Linked DNA regions of Homo sapiens: all the other regions are linked to region 3. A link is a contact called in ENCODE Hi-C or POLR2A ChIA-PET data. All regions are on one chromosome and are shown on one strand. Each heading gives the region's core, a stretch centred on a gene start or an enhancer-like site at or near the end of the contact. The rest is flanking DNA. Distances are from core to core; before and after follow the strand shown. Region 1 overlaps ZNRF2 (zinc and ring finger 2). Region 2 holds the start of GGCT (gamma-glutamylcyclotransferase). Region 3 overlaps NOD1 (nucleotide binding oligomerization domain containing 1).

Region 1 (4,375 bases), core at 128-2,627, 85 kb before region 3:
AATTTTAATATTAGAGTTTTTAGATTTGTCTTCTTACAGTTTTATTAATGATTTTTGGTTTCTTTGGAGTTACTTACATGATATTTATTCTAGACTACTAATTTGTTATTTTCAGTGACTTTTTCACTGCCTCTGAAATATTAAATTGAAAAATTACGGGTTTTTTCATTCTAGGAATTTTTACTGGTAAAGTTGTCATCATTGTTGCCTCCTTCCTTCCTGTCTTCCCTCATTTATTCTGTCCCTATAGTAGGTGCCTATTTAAATTTTTTGGTGTGATTCCCCCTCATCCATTCCTGCATATACTTACATAGTTAATGATCTTTCTCAGTTATATAATGTTACGAGTTACAGAATCTCTCATTACCTATGTCGGTCATACTGTTATCTTTTTTCTCAAATAGAAAAAAATAGAATGAAAGTTATTTCTCTTTTGTGAGCCTGTTGGTCAGTAGCCTGTCACACGAAGAATTTTTGTTTGAATTTGGAAATTGTTCCTTGGAGCAGGGAGAGTTTTCATTTTCATCCCAACTCTGGCTTCTTTCTGGTGCTTTCAGTGTCAGTGAGAGCAGCCTTCCTCCCTGCTCTGTTAGATTCACTTAGGTACTGCTGACTGCTTGGGCAGTTTAAGGATTAGAGGACATTGACCAAGTCCAGTGAAAAGAAATAAACCTTTTCCCAAATCAATGTGTTTTTCACCCTTTCCTTAGAACAATTAAAAAGAAAAAAAAATCCATGGTGGTACATGCTTGTAGTCTCATCTACTCTGGAGGCTGAGGCAGGAGAATCGCTTGAGCCCAGGAGGCAGAGGCTGCAGTGAGCTGAGATTGTACCACTGCACTCCAGCCCAAGTAACAGAGCAAGACTCTGTCTCAAAAAAAATAAAATAAAACAAAATAACTTCACACTTGCTGTTTCTTGATTTTCACATGGTTGGTTACATTACCTGAGGTTTCAGATGAATCTAGATTTATATTCTCCAGGATCCAGCAATTAGTCACAGTTATTTTAGTAGTTTAGGAGCAAGGTAAAGGGGATCAAGAAAGATTTCTCAGTTGTTCATGTTGCATAAGTTCTAATTTAGCCAGAGCTGCTGGTTCTTAGATACTTGATTTTTCTAAATATGTTAGAATTTTATGTTTTGCCTTAATATCTCAGGAATGGACATTTTAAATATTTTTCCTGTTCATACATACTTTTAATACTTCACCCACATATACTAATAAACATGCAAGCATTTATTGGTAAACTTGGCACATTTATATATTCAGTACTTTTTGGTTGAGTGGCTGACACGCACTTCCTGTATAAAGAAGTCAATACACTTAAAAATGTTAAAAAAAAAAAAAAAAAAAAGATCTGACTTCAGCTGAGTCACCAAAACCACAAGCAGTCAAAGTGCTCAAGTCAGTGGCAACAACAACCCATTGCTTTGGGGCATTTTCTCTGTTCATTGGCTCTTCACTTGTTGCTTGGTGTTTTCCTTAGTCTTCTGAGATCGGTTGCTTCATTAGTTGTTCAAAAAATATTTATTGAGCACTTAGAATGTGCAAAACACTATGCTGCATGCTGGGATAAGCTAAATCTACAAGGTCCCCTGCCCTCATAGAATTTACCCTGTTTCTTTAATACAGAGGTGGCAAAGGATTGGCCACATCTGACTCACAGCCATGTTTTATTTTGCTTACACAGCATCAGAAATGTTTTTTGAGCATTCACAAATGAGAATATTCATCTGAATACCTATATTTCCACCTGCTTTAATATACATCTGGCCACCCTGGGCCTTTATTTTCCCATGGCATTCTACTCGTAAAAGCAGCTGCCCCTTTTTGATAGGACTACATGTACCGGTTTGCTTCCATTCTCTAAAAATCCCTGAAACCAAGACCAAATTCAACAGGCATTTATTGTTACAATTGTACTATTCTTTTTTCTTATAAAATAGTTAAGATGAGCTGCATCTTTAGGCATCTGAGTTTGTGACCCATGCATACTGATTATAGTCAGCCTGCTAATTATCTCATAGCCTCTAGAAGAAGCAGAAGAGAAAAAGCCTTACTTACATACTTCACTTTCAACAAAAACAGTAGTAGATATGCACATTGTAATACTACTCCTCAAATTCATTCTAACAAAATGATATCGAATCCAGATTTATAAATGTAATGATAGTTCTGATGTAACATTTGATATTTATTGTTGTATGTTGTCATAGCTGTGTGAATTGGCATTTTCCAGCTTATTTCAATATTGCTGTAGTAAAATTTTGTTTACAATCAGCTAACATTTAGTGCCTTTTACACATTTTCACATTCATTAGATTTATTTTTAATCATCCGTATTAAAGACCATGTGAGATGTAGGTATTATCACTTGCAATTTATTTTATGAAAATGAGGCTCAAAGAGGTTTGTGACTTGTCCAAAGCTCAAGCCTGTTCTTTTTCCATGAGACTGCCTTCATTTGCATTATCTCCTAAGATCTTCACAAGGATCCTAAGAGACAGGTCAAGCAGGTTTTATCATTATTACCACTTAAGATTGCAGAAAACAAACTCAGACTCCCTTCTTGCGAATAATCACGTAGCTAGTGTTCAGAACATACCTGCTCTGTTCCAGGTATCTCACTAGGCATTTGAGAGGTATTATTTATTTCTACCACTACCCTGTGAGGTAGGTACTGTTATCCTGTTATATTCCATAATAAATTGGAAGAGTTGGAGTTTGAAACTAAACTGTAAATTAAAAAAAAAAAAATTGCTACGTATTACCCAGATTGCTGGACTCTTTTATTGCCACTATGAGCCTACATACATTAAAATTTAAACATTTGTCTAATTTTAAAAGTATACAGTAATAAGCTTGAAAATCAGATAAAGATATTAGCTTTGTTGTGTTTTCAGGACTGGTGCTTTTCTCTCCTAGTGATTGAATAGAAATGAACCTGAAATTTTACTTCAAAGTATACTTTATTCTATTTTGGTCTGTATTCAATAGTTCCATTTTTTTTCTTGTTCATGTAGACAACTCATTTAGGAAAATATTTGTTTAGGTTTTAACAAATCAGTGTAATTGATTTTAAGTTTTAGTTTATTGTTGATTTGTGACAATGAGAGGGCATAGGAAAATTATCTTAGTTTGATTTCATGGTTGGGAAATAACTTGGTAATCTAATAATTTCCTAGACAACTTGTGTGACTACTTGTGGCTTGTTAGGTAAATACTCAATACTTATAAAATACTTAATCCTGAGTTAGCTTTTTAAGGTAAGTTAGGAGCAAAAAGGCCCAAGAAAGCTATGTCTAGGTGTGGAATTAGTGCTCCTTTTGTATATTGTAGCTTTTAGAGTTTGTGATTTGTGTTCCATTTTATTTTAGTTACATTTTCTTGGCGAATTCACCGAATTTCGATTTCCAGAATATTCCCAAGAGTATAAACTTTTTTTAAAAAGTCATCATCAAAAGAGTAACAAATTTTATTTCCTCCTAAAGAATAGTCTTAATTTTGCATTAAGTTTCTAACAGTGCAGATGAAGAGTAGCTACATGTTTAACGATCAATTCTTAGTTACATTTAAACTAGAGAGGCATTGAAAAAGTAATTTTCAGTGGCATCTAGGCAGAGAAGCCCAGATTAATAAACGTTATTCCCATATTTTTACTGATATATTTATCTTACAGTGAAAATGGCAACTTCCCTTTGTTAAATATCATTTCTAAGCCTATTTATATTTGAGTACAGTAATAGCTCATGGATCTGTAATTGAAAGAATTAGTTAATGTTACGTTCTTTTATACGTATAAGAGATAACTTAATATCTGAAAGTATTTATTATTAAAACTTGTGAGCCCCAACTTTTTGTTCTTTGAGTAATTGCTTTTCACTAATGTTGTAAATTTTTTTAATTCTTGATTTTTCTAGGGATTATTTCACATTTCAGCTGCTTTTGTTTTCTACTGCTATCATTGAGGGTTCAAGAACAAAAAATAAGTCTTCAGGTAAAATGCCTGATCCATAATAGCGCTTGGCGTTGTATTTTGCTGAAAAGATCATATACCTGTTTGGATGCTTGATCTGAAAATAAAGTTGTGATGATTATGAAATTTTCGCATGAAGTTTCCTTGGCTGCCTAACAAATTCAGTCTTATTTGTTGGTTTGGTTTTTTGTTTTTTTTTTTAAAGAATTTTGGCTGTTTGCTTTTTTTTTTTTCCATGTCGTCTTGATCTGCAATAACTATATGGATATGTGCTTGGACCTGCTAAGTATTTTAATTTTGCATATTTGGCTGCTTGAATTTTAAGTAATTTCTTTGGACAATGCAAATTTTAAGAGCTTGAGAAGCTGTAAGTGAAATATCAAGTAACAGAAGTTTG
Region 2 (4,397 bases), core at 1,653-4,152, 72 kb after region 3:
TGTGATAAAAGTTACAATTCACACTAACTGGTTGTGTATTGCTAAATCCAATAAACTATTTTCATTCCTCATCTTGTTCCACTTCTCAGCGGAACATAGGTAACCACCTTCTCCTGATCTGCCTCTTTCCTGATTTTCAGGCTGTTCCTTGATCTCAATCCCCTTTGCCAACTCCTCCTCCATTACCTGATTTTTAAATGTTGGAGTTGCTCAAGGCTCAGTCTAGGCCATGGGTGTCCAACCCTTTGGATGCAAGAACTTTTTTGCTTACCTGTGGTGGCGGACATCACAAAAATTATGCATGGGCCTTTTTTTTGTTTTTGTTTTTGTTTTAGCTCATCAGCTATCATTAGTTTTAGTGTATTTTATGTGTGGCCCAAGACAATTTTTCTTCTTCCAGTGTGGCCCAAGGAAGCCAAAAGGTTGGACACCCATGGTCTAGGCCATTTTCTCTATTCATTTGGCAATTTGCTCAAGACATTCTCATCCCCTCCAATGGCTTCAAATATTCTGATCATCTTTAAACCCAGACCAGATCTCTCTTCTGAGCTTCAGAAGTGCTTAGAACAGGGCCTAGCACACAGTAAGTACTTAATAAATGTTTGCTAATATTATTCTGTTCACTTGACTGTTTAGCAAGCATTTCAAATTCAAAATGTTCAAACTGAACTTAAAATTTTCTCCTCCCAAGCCGGATTTTCCTCTTTTCTCTGCAAACATCACCTGCATCTACCTGGTGCCAAAAACCTGAGTCATCTTTGGTATTCTCTTCACACTCAATCACTATGCTTTAACAATGTTATCTCCAAATTAGTTCTCAAATCCATCCACCCTGCCCTGCCACCACCCTAGTTCAAGATGCCATTCATTATCTTTGGCATAAATTGCTGCAAAAACTTCTTGAACTCTCCACATTCACTCTTCCCTCCTTCAAATCTATTTTCCATGTGACCAGAATGGGCTTTTGGAGATAGAAATCTATCTTTCATGTGCTTTAGTTCTGCAGTGTGTCTTATTTGGCTTCTGTGGTCCTGGAAGATGTGGCCCTTCCACATATCTCCAGTCTTCATGCCACATTCCCCTTACTAAACTCCAGCCACACTGACTGAAAGATCCAGCTTCCTCTTTCTTCAGGTCCTTTGCAGAAGATGCTGTTCCCTGTTTTGTGTGCTCCCCACCTCTACAATCATTCAGGTCTCAACTTAAAAGTCACATTTTCAGGCAGGGCTTTCCTGAGCATCCTGGTTAGGTCAGGTACCCTGGTCATACGCCCCATTGCACTTTGCATGCCTCCTTTTTAAGATGGACCATATACCTGTAACTGAATAATCCCTTGTTTAATATCTCTTCCCCTTGCCCTGACTGTAAGCATTTGGACTCCCTTCCTACAGTTGGGAAATTCCCTACCTTACGAGTTTGGGAATAGGGAGTATCAGAGCCTGACTCCCATTTTTGAGGCTTCAAAGGCCAGAAGCTGGTTCTCTCAGTTTTGCTTAAAATCACGGCATGGGTACGTGGCCAAAACTTAGCCAATCGGGACATTCTGGGGCTTTCAATTAGAAGCTAGTGCCCAAGACAGCAGGGACTCCAGAGAGGCTGACACATTTGGGTTTCAGGAACTGCAGGGATGTACAGAGGCAGGCAGTGTCCAGGGCAGGGGGTGGTGGACAATACAGCATCCACGTTTACCAAGTTCAGCAGTGGCGTGGAAGAGGCTCCGTGGGCTGGTTCTGTTGTGTGATGCCCACTGTATTACAGTTGCTGTGCCTCCCTTTATGCTTGTCCGTTTTGTCAGCTTTGTACTCCTGCCTTCCTGGTCATTCTGTGAGCTCTCCAATAGCCTTTCAACACATTCTTTTTTTTTTTTTTTTTTTTTTTTTTGCTTAAATCAGCCAGTTTCTGTTGCTTGCAACTAAGAACTCACGATGTTAGCAGAGATCATGTTTGTCTCATTCGACGCTGTCAAAAAGGTTTTGAACATAATCTATTGCACCTCTGTCCTACAGACTGAGAGTTCCTCGAAACAGCCACTTTACTCAATCATGTTTATACCCTTAGTGTTAAGTGCCGGAAGAATATGTACTAAATGAATGAATGGACTGGGCTGAAGAGCAATGATTTACCAACACTGGTTATAGTTCATGCAGCCCCTTGACCTAACTGAACACAGCATTATTACAAATAAGACATGGTCCCAGCTTTCAGGACCTCTTAGATGAGGAGCGAAAGGCAGGTAAACGGATTTTCACAATGCCAGGTGAGAAGTGCTGTAACAAAGGTTATGTACAGAACAGAAGGCAACCAATTCCCAGACACGGGTCAGAGAAGACTCTCCAGAAGTACCAACTGTATGCAATCTGTTAAGTTAGTGGACGAGAGGCCAAATCGGTGCAGACCGAGCAGCCGGTGCAAAGGCCAGGAGGGGGAAAGCTCCAGGCAGCCCGAGAGGGCACCGTGGCCCGGGCAGGGCCGGGCAGTGGGCGCAGCGGAGGAGGTGGACCCGCCCAGGAGGCGGAAGCCGCGTCCTAGTACCCTCATCAAGAAGAACTGCATTCCTGGCCCGATCGGCCACGTGTGCCCCCGAGGAAGCGCCTTCTGGGCATCCCGGCCCCGGCGTGGGTAGCGCGGGAGGGGGCACTCACCTGCAGGCGGGCCACACAGAAGAACGCCGCCGAGGGGTTTCGGAGGTGGATCCTCTCTGTCAGCAGGTTGCTGCCGTAGGCAAAGTACAGAAAACTCTCCTCATCTGGACCCGTGACGTCCTTGCAGCCCGAGTTGGCCATATCCCACTACGCCCCTGCACTGGAGCCTGAAGCAGAGTGTAAGGAACGGCCAGAGAGCGCAACACTGGGGCCCACTACCCCGGCGCAGTGACCGCCGCGCGGCAGCCTCAGGGTTAGGGGACTGGCGGGAAGCGTGGGCCGGTCGAGTCAGGAGCGAGCGCTCTCCTGATTGGCTGCCGGTCCCCACCGACCTGAGTCGCCCCCTTTGATTGGCCATCCCCACGGCCTTCCCTCCGCCTTCCGCCGAGACTCAGAAATAGTCTGTCCTGAAGCAATCCGGCGCTGGCTCCTCATTGGACACGACCTACTGATGTCCCGCCCCTCCTTGCTCAAGGCTTCCTCTGATTGAGGGGTGGACAGGCACTCCTCACAGGCGGGTCGGGTCCCATGGACACTGGCTGAAGGTCGTGGCGCGTGACTGGTTTCTTCGCTCTGGGGTGCTTGTGTGTGGTTCTTTGGTACTTTCTGTGCCTTAGGAAGTTCTGGTCAGATCTGAGGCGAAACAGCGGCCCAGGCGACTCCATCAACGGCTCCCTCATCCGGCAGCTCGCCGGGTCCTGCCTTCCTGGCCTAGAGGAGTCGGGCAGGACGGGTCCGTTCACCCTTTCTGCTGGTTCCGGCACCCCCAGCACTGGTCATCAATCTGACCCCTTTCCACGGACCCGTCGCCTGCTGGAGCGGCCCCTCTGAATGCTTGGGACTCCCTTCCCTGTTACATGGAAGTTACATGCCTGGGCTTAAATCCCGACGCTGCCATTTACTAGCCAAGTAACTTTGGGCACCTCTGGTCTCCGTTTCCTCTTTTTAAAAATCGGGATCATAATATAAGTTAGGGTCACAGTAGAAACCCCTATATTGTGTTTTGGTTACCCCCTCCCACACACACACACATCCTGGGTGTATTTTTTAAAACCTATATTGTTAACTTTTGAATGAACATAAGGGCATAGGAACATTGTCTATCCTTGACACCCAGCTATTAATCTCTAAATACCACCCCCCACTAAAAGGTACCAAGTGATCCTTCGAGAAATGACTGATGCCAGGTCAGGAGCTAGGAGTGAATGAGGACAACTTGGAACATCTTGTGTCAGAAGCTCAGGACGCCTCTCAAGACGAACGAGGTCCTTCTAAAAGGACATGGGAACCAGCCTGAAGTTGCCCACTGGCCAAAATTAGAACAATTTGAGAATCAAAAATAACAATGACTGCAAACTGAAAAATGATTGGAAACTTTAAACATAAAAAAGCCATTCCCCCCAAAGAGTAATCCAAATTAAAAAAAAAACTATAACTTCATTTGCCACACTATTGGTGGTGACTATTACACCAACTTTACTCTGCAAAGTGATAATTTAAGAAAACAAACAGGTATTCCGCCTTTCTAGTAGCAGCTGTATTTCGGGGTAACTGAAATACAGCTGATGACGAGCATCAGTTGATGAGGAAACAGTTCTCTTTACAAAAGTATGCCAACTAAGTCATCCTAAATGAATAATGGAATTTTATAATTGATTCATGCCAGGATCATCAGTGATATCATTTGGTGAAAAGGTGATAGGGAACAGGATATTCACTTGATGCCAAATTACTCCCTGAGGATTACTGCTGGTT
Region 3 (4,611 bases), core at 1,519-4,018:
GGCTGTAGTGTCTCCGCTTCATCACAGAGTCATTCCCTGCTCCTGGCTGTTTGTAGAATAGGCTCCTGCTAAACATGACCCTTAGAAATCCTGGCACTGACCCAAGAAGGAAGCCCTTACCAGGAAGACGAGGGCCCTATGCTGTCATGAATGAAGAGGACTCCCTCGTGAGAGGCAGTATTGCAGAGCGGGTGCAGCTCCTCTTAAACCCTCCCTCCCCACTGTTCAGCTACAGAACCTTGAAGAAATAAACGCATCTGTCTGTGCCTCAGTTGTGTCATCTGTAAACTGAGAATAACTATAAGAGTGCCCCCCATCCACTGGGTGTGTGAGATTTCAAGAGGAGGGTATTAGGCACAGTGTCCAGGGGGAAGGGAGCTCTTGTCACTGTTACTGCCCAAGCACACAGGACCACTGGTGGCTGGGCTGCAGCCAGGATCTGGTGCTCCCAGCCATACCCCACAAGGGCTAGGGCCCCTGGGTTCAATGGCAGAGGTAATGACCTTCCCTTTCAAAAGGGACAAAAATAGAACCAGGAAGTGGGCACCAAGTTCTGTATTCAGTTACACTCTGCTGTTTTCTAGTCACCACTTAGGCTTTTTTGAAGGCAGGGAAGGCAGCCTCCAACCAAGATGTGGCAGGAGGCCAGGAAGGAGAGCACCTAATGCCCCTAAAAAGCCTGCAGTGTCCAGGCACATCCACCCACTCGGGCTGCCTTCACTAGGGCCAGTGCAGGTTGGGAATGCACAAAGCAGCCAAGACTCTCTTTCTGACCCTGTCCTAGCTCTGCTCTCCCTGGAGAGGCTGGCCTGCACTTAGGGAATGGGATCAAATAATTCTGCAGGCTAAAAAGGAAAGAAAAAACAATATGTAGCAGAGTCTAGTCTTTTTGCAGAAATTGACAAGGTGAGTCTGAATTCATAAGAAATGCAAAGAACCCAGAATGGTCTAAACAATCTTGAGAAAGAAGAACAAAGTAGAACTCACACCTCCTGATTTCAAAATGTACTACACAAAGCTACAGCAATGGTCCTGGCATAGGAGAGACATATAAATCAATGGACCAGAACAGAGAATTCAGAAATAAACCCATACATTTATGGTCAATTGATTTTTGACAAGGGTGTCAAGGCCATTCAATAGGAAAAGATAATCTGTTCAACACGTGGTGCTGCCGGGACAGCTGGATATCCACGTGCAAGAGAATGAGGTTAACCCTCACTTTACACTATACAAAAATTAACTCAAAATGGATTGCAGACCTATATGTGAGGGGAAACAACTATAACGCTTAACAGAAAACTTAGGTGGAGTTCTTTGTGATCTTGGATTAGGCAATCATTTCTTAGATAAGACACTGAAAGCACAAGCAACCAAAGAAAAAAATAGATAAATTGGACTTCATCAAAATTAAAAACTATTGGCCAGGTGCAGTGGCTTTTCGCCTGTAATCCCAGCACTTTGGGAGGCTGAGGCAGGTGGATCACCTGAGGTCAGGAGTTCAAGACCAGCCTGGGCCTAAATGGTGAAACCCCATCTCTATTAAAAATACAAAATGAGACAGGCATGGTGGCTGATGCCTGTAATCCCAACTACTCAGGAGGCTGAGGCAGAAGAATCGCTTGAACCCAGGAGGTGGAGGTTGCAGAGAGCTGAGATCATGCCACTGCACTCCTGTCTGGGTGACAAGAGCAAGACTCCATCTCAAAAAAAACAAAAATTAAAAACTGTTGTCCTTTAAAGGTCACTATCAAGAAAGAGGAAAAACTCCACAGAAAGAAAGAAAATACTTGCAAAACCTGTATCTAGTAAAGGTCTAGCACCCAGAATATATAGAGAACCCCTATAACTCAGCATTAGAAGACAAACCCAATTTTAAAATGGGCAAAGGATATGGAGACATTTCTCCAAAGAAGCTATACAGACTCCCAGTAGGCACATAAAAAGACATTCAACATTGTTGTCATCAGGGAAATGCAAATCAAAACCACAATATTACTTCACATCCACTAGTATAACTAGATTTTAAAAGATGGACAATAATAAGTGTTGGTGAGGATGTGGAGAAATTGGAATCCACATACATTGCTGGCGAGAATGTAAAATAGTACATCCACTTTAGAAAACAGTTTGGTGGCTCCTCAAAAAGTTACAGAATTGCCATATGACCCAGAAATTCTATTCCCAGGTATATTCCCAAAAGAGATGAAAACATATGTTCACCCAAAAGCATGAACAGGAGTGTTCACAGTAGCATTACGCATAATAGTCAAAAAGTAGAAACAACCCAAATGTCCCATCAACTGATTAATAAACTGCAAAATTTCCTTAGAGTGAATTATCATTTAGCCATAAAAAGGAATGAAACATGCTAGAACACAGAGACAAAAGGTCACATATTGCTTGATTCCATTTATATGAAATGCCCAGAGTAGGCAAATCCATAGAGACAGAAAGCGGATTAGTGGTTGCCAGGGTCTGGGGAGGAGGACAGGGAGTGACTGCTTAATGGATACCAGGGCTTTTTGGAGTGGGGAGGAGGAGTGAAAATGTTCTAGAATTAGGTGGTGATGGTTGCACTAAAAACCTCTGAATTGTATACTTTAAGAGAGTGAATTTTACAGTATGTAAATTTTATCTCAAAAAATACTTTTGAAAAGTAGCACAGTCTGAAATTGTAAGGCTCTCTGAGTTACCATAAATGCTTTAACGTCTGGTTGACTTTCAACATTTCTGCCAAACTCTCTGCCACTTCATCGTTGAGTTCATTTTGGGTCAGCCTAAGGAAAAAAAAGGAAGTATTTACTCAAGAGAGCCTACTTGGCAGACATTGTTTTAGAGTTCACAGGAGCGGGAGCTCAGCCCAAGGCTCTCCAGCTATGCAGATGATCACTTGCTGAGAACCCAGAAAACAGCCAGGCTCCAAGCCCAGCCTGTCAGCCCCACAGAAGGTCAATGGGACTCATTTTTAATGCAAATCCTGTACCTGGGCTCCTATTTCTTAGCCCAGCTACCTGTAGAGGAGCCCACCCTCCCTCCCCACCTTTGCTGAGCCCTCAGATTTCATGGAAGATGGGGGCCCACGGAAAACAAAGGGCCAATGCCTGCTTCTCAGTTCTCCTCTAGTCCCAGGGTCCCTTGAACACCACTGACAGTGTGTTATCCAAGTTAGTTTGAAGACCTGAAACAGTCACTGACTGCACATTAAAATGTGTTCAGTACTTTGCTCTCAGTTAACTTGTGAGGGACCCAAGTTAAGTGACTGAAAGTTCAGGAAGTCTCTCAATGGTCCTTAGAACCAGAAGTGGTCTGGATAAAGCACCAAAGCTCCTTGGTGTAAACAGGGTAGGACCCACTTGTGCCAGTGGACGAAAGAATCATTAGGAAGAAGAATAGAACAGAAAGAACATTTAAAAAAAAAAATTCCTTGAAGGGCAGTTTGGATGTGCCTGCCCAAATTTTTAATGTGCTTCATTTTAAGACAATCAGACTTCTAGAAATTTACCCTACAGTGTGCAAGGATATACACACAAAGCTTTATACATTGCAGCATGCATTGTGGTATTATCCTAATGTAAAATCTGAACAAATTTAGATCAGAAACAACTGATGAAATATATTGTGATATCTATTCGAGATGTTGTGCAGCTTGTAGGGAGAATGAGGTAGAATGAGGAGGGAGAAGAACACAGCATTGACATCTACTCCGGACTCAGCCTGGGCAGGTTTGTATCACCCACCAGCAGGGTGACCTCGGGCAACAGGCTTAAGTTCTTTGGGTCTGAGTTTTCTCACTGGTGAACGTTAACAGTAGAGATCGTATAGAGTGGTTGTGAGGCTGAGTGAGTTAACACAGGGAAAAAGTGTAGAATAACACATGGCATGCAGTCAGCACTTGAGGGCTTCTAGGTGTTGACATTACTACTATCCATGTGATTTCACTCTCCATGGGGCACCTGGCCATGTCCGGAGGCATTTTTGATCCTCACCACTGGGAGGTACAGGGCAGAGATGCGGCTAAACCGTCTATGATGCACAGGACAGCCCTACCATAATAAAGAATCACTTGGACCAAAATGTCAACAGCATCAAGATGGAGAAACCCTAAAGGAGACATGTAAAGTATGTGATTACAATATTTTTAGAGCCACTGCTTGAATGCTATTCTGTTTTGCATATCTTTGAACATACATAGAACAAAAGGCTAGAAAGGAAAGGTTATTTTGGAAAACACAAAGGGAGGTACTTTCACTTCCTCCTTTTAGCAGGAACTTTAGGAGGTACTTTCATGTCCTCCTTTAGTGTCTTACATTTTTTCCAAAAAACATAAACTACTTTTCAAAATGTTAAATGATTTGTTGAGGGGAAAGAATTTAAAATGCACTTACTGGACAGCAGGCCTAATGTCAAAACTCTCTCATGAAGAGGATATTGTCATTATTCTCAGTAACTAATTTAGCAAGATCAAATGAGCACTGGGCTCTGAGTAGATGATAGGGAGGGTTGTAATACAACTCCCTCACTTAACCTGTAAGGAATGTTTTTTTTTTTTGTAGATAGAGGGTCTCGCTATATTGCCCAGGCTAGTCTCGAACTCTTGGCCTCAAGCGA

Evidence for each region. Hi-C counts contacts between places; a loop is a spot of excess contacts on that map. ChIA-PET counts read pairs that join two places held with the same protein, here RNA polymerase II (POLR2A). Pooled maps may share reads with other maps.
Region 1: a loop to region 3 is called in a map of CD14-positive monocyte, with 3 times the contacts of the local background. The contact joins two enhancer-like sites. A Hi-C loop is called at or near these places in 3 of 168 maps with a recorded cell type or tissue (B cell and CD14-positive monocyte), 2 of 37 single-sample maps with no recorded cell type and 5 of 50 pooled maps. POLR2A ChIA-PET finds 5 or more read pairs at or near these places in 3 of 52 experiments (B cell, activated T-cell and naive thymus-derived CD4-positive, alpha-beta T cell).
Region 2: a loop to region 3 is called in a map of ascending aorta, with 2.2 times the contacts of the local background. The contact joins the promoter of GGCT here to the enhancer-like site in region 3. A Hi-C loop is called at or near these places in 4 of 168 maps with a recorded cell type or tissue (B cell, ascending aorta, left cardiac atrium and 1 more) and 12 of 50 pooled maps. POLR2A ChIA-PET finds 5 or more read pairs at or near these places in 6 of 52 experiments (BJ, PC-3, T-cell and 3 more).

The regions. Positions count from the first base shown.
Region 1 is chr7:30,346,839-30,351,213 of GRCh38, forward strand. All of the region lies in intron 2 of ZNRF2 (zinc and ring finger 2), which reads left to right. Among named protein-coding and RNA genes, the nearest start is that of LINC01176, 42 kb to the right of the region's middle. RefSeq lists a silencer at 1,315-1,609. Within about 2 kb of position 1,378, at least 14 of the 41 ENCODE cell types and tissues checked have a DNase peak (open chromatin) inside an H3K27ac peak, as active enhancers do; they include B cell and CD14-positive monocyte, where a contact is called at or near this core.
Region 2 is chr7:30,501,927-30,506,323 of GRCh38, forward strand. It overlaps GGCT (gamma-glutamylcyclotransferase), which reads right to left and starts at 2,903. Exons shown (of 4, transcript NM_024051.4): 1 at 2,643-2,903. The coding sequence starts at 2,783. RefSeq lists enhancers at 2,111-2,990, 2,639-2,848, 2,991-3,869, 3,289-3,378 and a silencer at 2,309-2,488.
Region 3 is chr7:30,430,400-30,435,010 of GRCh38, forward strand. NOD1 (nucleotide binding oligomerization domain containing 1) reads right to left here. Exons shown (of 14, transcript NM_006092.4): 12 at 2,697-2,780. Among named protein-coding and RNA genes, the nearest start is that of LINC01176, 42 kb to the left of the region's middle. RefSeq lists an enhancer at 3,884-4,023. Within about 2 kb of position 2,769, at least 18 of the 41 ENCODE cell types and tissues checked have a DNase peak (open chromatin) inside an H3K27ac peak, as active enhancers do; they include B cell, CD14-positive monocyte, ascending aorta and 1 more, where a contact is called at or near this core.